Linked DNA regions of Homo sapiens: region 1 is linked to region 2. A link is a loop called in an ENCODE intact Hi-C map of the cell type or tissue named here. Cell type or tissue: breast epithelium. All regions are shown on one strand. Each heading gives the region's core, and the rest is flanking DNA. Links, peaks and the distances in the headings are about the cores only.

Region 1 (2,917 bases), core at 92-2,591, 68 kb before region 2:
CTATTTGATTTCCAACTTTCTCTCTCAATGTTAATGTATTCTTTCCGAGTTTTAAGTGTTTCATCATAGTGGCTTGGATTTTGTCCAATCCCATGATTATCTCTCTATTAAAATCTTAATACAAAAAAGAAATAAAAAAAAACAGACTGCTCATTACTTTGATTTGTAGCAAAGAGAGAATGGAACATTACCACTAGATTGTTTCAAGAAACCATATTTACATTTGCATCAGCTCAATTTAGGTGCCTGAGTAGGTGCGTGTTATGATGAAGATGCACTTACCAGTCAAAGGGAGGTGGCATGGTCTAGAGTAATGAGCAGGAGACTTCAAGTCAGGAGCCCTGAGTGCTATTTCTGGCTGTGACTGGCTACCTCTCTGACCTTGAACAAGTGCATTTCACATGCCTTAGACCCTAGTAGCCCATCATAAGGCTGCTGTGAAAAGTTGGTCTCTAAGCGTTTATTGCAGTGGGGGCTATGGAATGGAGCAAGGTATGGGGAGCCCGGAAGTCACACATGGAACTGGAAACAGGACCTCTGTTCTTCTAGCTCTTACCATGAGCCTATTAAGAGATGGATCTGAGAAGGAGGCTAATAGATCAGATCTTGTTTTGACAAGGCTCAAAGACATGCTGAGAGGTTGGTCAATGTTCAATTTACAAGATTGTCAAAAATTGGGTGAAATGCCCAAGCCCATCCTGTTATCTAGGAGGGCTTAACCAGAGTGCATATTGTCTCTGTTCTCTTCATGGTGTATCCTAAGACTATGCTTTTCATCCCTGGAACAAAGGAGCCTGCAGTCACCGGCCACTGGAGGACATGCCTAAGAAAGGCCTGCTCAGTGAGCCATCCTTAACTTTAGACACAAGGGCTTGACCTATGGCAACTTTAACATATGCTGGAAACCATCTTGCTCCCTCTGGTAGCCCACAAGGCCAGTAAGAGTGTGCCCCAGAGAAGATCCAATTATTCTTCAGTTGAGTTCCCCTCCCAGCAAAGAGCTGAATTGAAGGGTAAAGGTTAACGTGCTTTAAAAAGGAAAGCAAGAGAACAGTGTTCCCCCTTCTAATATAGGCTGTCGAATGCTAGACCCTCAGCAGACATTAAAGCAAAAAACACCTATGATTCTTATCTCATTATCCTTCCTGCATAGGCTAATTTTTAGAGAACAACCTAATAAAAATCGGCAGTATTTATTAAGCACTATCCTAAGTGCCTACATCAAATACTTCCTTTAATTTTCACCTTAATCCATTAGATAGGCACTATTACTGTCCCCACTTTACAAATAGGAAAATTGAGGAACAAGAAAACTATGTAATTTGCCCGATATTATACAGGTAGAAAGTTGCAGCTCCAGGATTAGAACCCAGGTCACCTGGCTCCAGGACCTTCACTCTTAAGCACCTATGTCTGTATGAATACAAACTTGTAATGAAGAGAAAAACAATCTCTGGAGGTCCGTGATTAGAGAGGCTGCAGCTATTCTAGAATGACTAGTCATCTCAAAGTTAGAGCATACTCCAACATCCTAATAAGAATAGGTATAATTTGTAGTTTAATGTTAGAAACTTGCTGTACAATTGTTTTGATCTGTTCAACAGGTAGAAGAGAAGGAGGGTCTCTTTCCTATGAAATCTTCAAGTGATTCTGCACCAAATATACTGACCCCCTTGAATCATAGGTTTATTATTCTCTACCACAGTGCATCCGCTTATAAATGGAAGACACATGTGGCTACTATCTGATTTCCATGCCCCAAAAGCTTCCTTAAAGGGTGAAACAAAACCTTAATTCTGTTTGAGACCCAGTATTTCCCCTTCAAAGCATTTCTGATATTCTCTGTTGTTTTTTTTTTTCCTCTTTCTACTCTTCTGGATTATAGGAGAGAAATTTGAGGATGACTGTCGATGTATGTTTTACCAGTTTTCTTTGACCTGCTTTAGTCAATCCAGCAAGGTCCTAAATTTGCCAGAGGAAATTGCCACTAGAAACAAAGTGGGAAGGGACAAAAATGAATTCCCACTGGGATAATGTAGAGCCCTACAAGTGCGCATGAGCCACCATTTTGCTTCATCACTAAAGGCAAAACTCGAGGAATGCTCCTGAAGCAGCGGTGTGTGACTATCCTCTCTCTGCCCCACCAAAAGGTCACAAATCAGAATACTACACTCCTGTCAGAATGACTGGTTACTGTTTCCTCAAGTACAGGTTCATGTGCAATAACTGACCCCAGAGAAACAGAATGGCACAGTGTAAGAGCTTGTCACATTAAATGATCAGAAAACCATTACCAACTGATAGAACAGTTGATGGTGCAGAAATGATTACAGACACTCCCCGTGGGCCAACTTGGAGCTGCCGCCCAGGTGCTAAGTGGCTACCAGGCTGTCCGGAAGAAAACTCTCCTGAGGGGATAAGGAAGCTGAGAGTTTGTTCCCTCTAGTTTCTACAGCTCCTTGAAGTGGAGAGTGGTGTTAGGACTCCCAGCCTGACTTCAATTCCAATACACTTTTTAAAAATTATTTTTGGTGATAACAGTGCTTCTGTGAGATTTGGGATAAACTAAAAAGTCTAAGGTAAATTAAATCTTATTTTACTGGACTGGAGGGATTCTCTGCTTAAGCACATTCTAGAGTGGATTTTCTGATTTTTTTGAAAGATTGAAAAAAATTCTTTAATAAAGGGAAGGTCACCCTGAATTTGCCATCTAGAAAGTGTAGGGAGGCATCTTTGAGATTCTTAGGTGTTTACTGACAGCTGAGTTAACCCTCTACTCTGTTCCTCTTCTACTCATCTGCTTTTACCTGAGCAGGTGTAAACTCAGCCCCTCCCAGCCTGAGTTGGTGCTCTCTGCTTCGGTGATGCTATGTGAATTTCTGCTGTGGCCCTTGGAAGATGGCAAGGGCCAGAGTCA
Region 2 (2,917 bases), core at 103-2,602:
TCAAGGGTGTGTTCCTGACATCCACTATAATTATTCAATGGCAAATAACCTTGCATAAGTAAGTTTAATACTAGATTTTTGTTTATGCTAGGGATAACAGAATGAAAGAGATATCATGGGGTTTTTGTCTCACTCAGTATCTCTTAGGGGAGCAATGACGATCAGGATGAGTTTTCAAAAGTCGTTAGCTGGTACATCTTTTTTACAGTAGTTTACAGTAGTTTGCAATGCTGCATGGTAAGATAACTTGGGGTTAATTCCCAGATAAGTTACATATAAAAACTCAACTAATAAAGTGTCTTTGTTCTTCTTTTCTTTGCATATGTGGTAAATGATCTTTCACTACTTAAACATTACCTTAAATATGGCTTATTTTCTCTATTCAATTAGATAAACTTTGTAAAATATATGGCAAAAGCTTTTTTGTCTTTTAAAGAACATATTTTCACATATGCCAATAAACTGACACCAGGTAGAATGAAAATGTAATTGTTTCTTAAGTAGGGGTCCTCTTTTAGAACAGTAGTGCATTAAATTTCTAGAGTGAGAACTACAAATAACACAGTCTTCACAGCACCTAGTATTGAAGTTAGCATTGACCCAATAACAATGGAGGGACACACTTTTGAAATAAGTTATTGGTTATCATGTGAGAGAAAGTTCAGTTAAATGTCAGATTTCAGAATACACAATGTCACTTTTCTACCACTGTTTATTGCATATTGTCATCATTTTTAAAAGGCAACATTGTTGAGCACTACTGGGAACAGATCTTACATGGGTTTTGGTGGTGGTGGTGGTGGTGTTATTCTTCAGAATACTTACGCAGGGTGCTGAACATCTTCCCTGTTGTACTCTTGACTGGATTGGGATTGACTTAGCTCATACCCAAGGATATTCTTTTATTACTTTTCCATCTGTTAAGAATGCTTAGGAACTTTGGTTTTTCTCACAATTTCTTTCCAGCTTTGTCCTATTTACTAGATTGTCTAAAATTAAAGTTTCAAGATTTATTTGAGCTAACCCTACTTTTTTTCTATCAGCTATAATATTCCCCAAATCATCTTTTTATTGGTTACTACAGATAAAATTTGTGATAGAAATGAAATGAAGCAGAGAGAAGTTGCGAGTAAAAGTTTCGATCTCCTGCTTAACTGTGCACCTTACTCTGTTGTGCATATCTATCCATCCATCTAAACCAGTATAACAAATATTTTCTTTAAATATTTTGCAAAGTTAGTGCTAAGTAAAAATATGCACATGTGCATTCCCAGCTCCCGTTTATCCTATGTACAAATCCAACTAGTGGGGGACGGGGCGGGGTGGAAGCAAGATTCGGACAAGCTATAATACATCCACAAAACCACTGGGGGAATTTTCATCTCCCCTCACCGCGCAGCTTTGCAGAAGCGCCCTTTAAGGTGTATGTCTGTGTGTGCCTCTCTCAAGCCTTCTGGATGATGATGCGAGAGGGAAGATTTTACATTGCAAAGATCAATGTATTAAAAATGCCGTGCAGGTAGTTCATAGCCAAGAGCCTTGCTCGTGTTGGAGGATGCAACGGAGGAGAGAGGCAGGAGCACCGGCAGCCAGCTGGGGGCTGACCTGATTCCCTAGAATCCTCAGCTCCCTTCCTCTTTCCTTTCGACGTCCTTCCTTCCCTTTTTCTCCTCTCCCCCCTCCCCCGCTTTCCCTTCTCCAGATAAGCAGCTCCGGGAAACAAAGAATCCGGGGCTCTCCAGACATCAGAGCTTAAACCCAGGACTCTGCAAGCGGCATCTCATTCCGGGGTCCAGGGCTCTCCCGGCTCTCCATCCCCTCCCTAACCTCCCCCGCCTCCCGCGCTCGCTCCCTCGCTCCCTCCCCGCTCGCTTCCTCCCCCACCATCGCAGCGCTAGGAGGAAGGCGGCCGGGGCTCAAGATGGCTTTAGCCGGGCTCTGCGCCCTGCTCGCCTGCTGCTGGGGGCCGGCGGCGGTGCTGGCCACGGCCGCCGGCGACGTGGATCCATCCAAGGAGCTGGAGTGCAAGCTCAAAAGCATCACGGTGTCGGCACTGCCCTTCCTGCGCGAGAACGACCTGAGCATCATGCACAGCCCCTCGGCCTCGGAGCCCAAGCTCCTCTTCTCGGTGCGCAACGACTTCCCGGGAGAAATGGTCGTGGTGGACGACCTGGAGAACACGGAGCTGCCCTACTTCGTGCTGGGTGAGTCCCGGGGGAGGTCGAGGCGGCCGGAGGCGCTGGACCGGCGCCCCCACCCCCCACTCCAGCTCGCTCTACACACCCACTCGCCGACGACCTCCCCTCCCCCACTCCTACCTCCCGGATCCGCCCCACTCCCGGACCATTCTCCACACCCACTTGCATACTAGCGCCTCTGTGCACCTGACTTCTCCCCAAATCCGACCTGGATGCTGAGCCTCCTCTCAGCTGCCCTGCCTCAAAGAAACAGGTTGCATGAGTCTCTCTGAAACCTCTCCCAGCCTTGACCTCCCAGCTTTGATTCAGGAGCACATCCACACAGCACTTTTTGTCTGCTACCAGTTCAACTCCCATAATCCCTTCTCCCCACTCCCTAGCCACATGCTCAGCTCTTTGCTTCACTCACTCTGGATACCCACACCCACCTACAGCACTTCCTGGGGGCTTTAGAAACAGGTATCCTGTCATCACCTTGCCAGCTATGTGCAAGCCAGATTCTAGTCTTCATTCATGGAGAGCCCTTTATCTGTCACCAGGCTACTGACACCCTCCCTTCCAAACACTCAAGTTTCTTATCCCCCAGCTGTTCATTCTGGGAAGTCCTACCTCCATGCTTAGATGTCACAACCCCCTAATTCAACCACATCCACACATCCATGTCACGTCACAGTTGGTTAAAGATATTATACAACTGTAGTCTGTTAGTATTGGTCTCT

The links. Hi-C counts contacts between places; a loop is a spot of excess contacts. Peaks named below come from ENCODE experiments on the same cell type or tissue, not always from the same donor. Only the 100,000 strongest peaks of a DNase experiment are listed, where the experiment ranks them.
Region 1: a loop joins it to region 2, with 15 times the contacts of the local background. A loop is called at or near these places in 2 of 110 quality-filtered maps.

The regions. Positions count from the first base shown.
Region 1 is chr1:177,231,726-177,234,642 of GRCh38, reverse strand. The region is part of intron 2 of BRINP2 (BMP/retinoic acid inducible neural specific 2); the gene reads right to left. Among named protein-coding and RNA genes, the nearest start is that of BRINP2, 62 kb to the right of the region's middle. In breast epithelium, for the core only: no CTCF peak of the experiment used is centred there; no DNase peak of the experiment used is centred there.
Region 2 is chr1:177,163,681-177,166,597 of GRCh38, reverse strand. It overlaps ASTN1 (astrotactin 1), which reads left to right and starts at 1,886. Exons shown (of 23, transcript NM_004319.3): 1 at 1,886-2,204. The coding sequence starts at 1,922. In breast epithelium, for the core only: no CTCF peak of the experiment used is centred there; no DNase peak of the experiment used is centred there; H3K4me3 peaks cover 1,229 bases; H3K27me3 peaks cover 1,537 bases.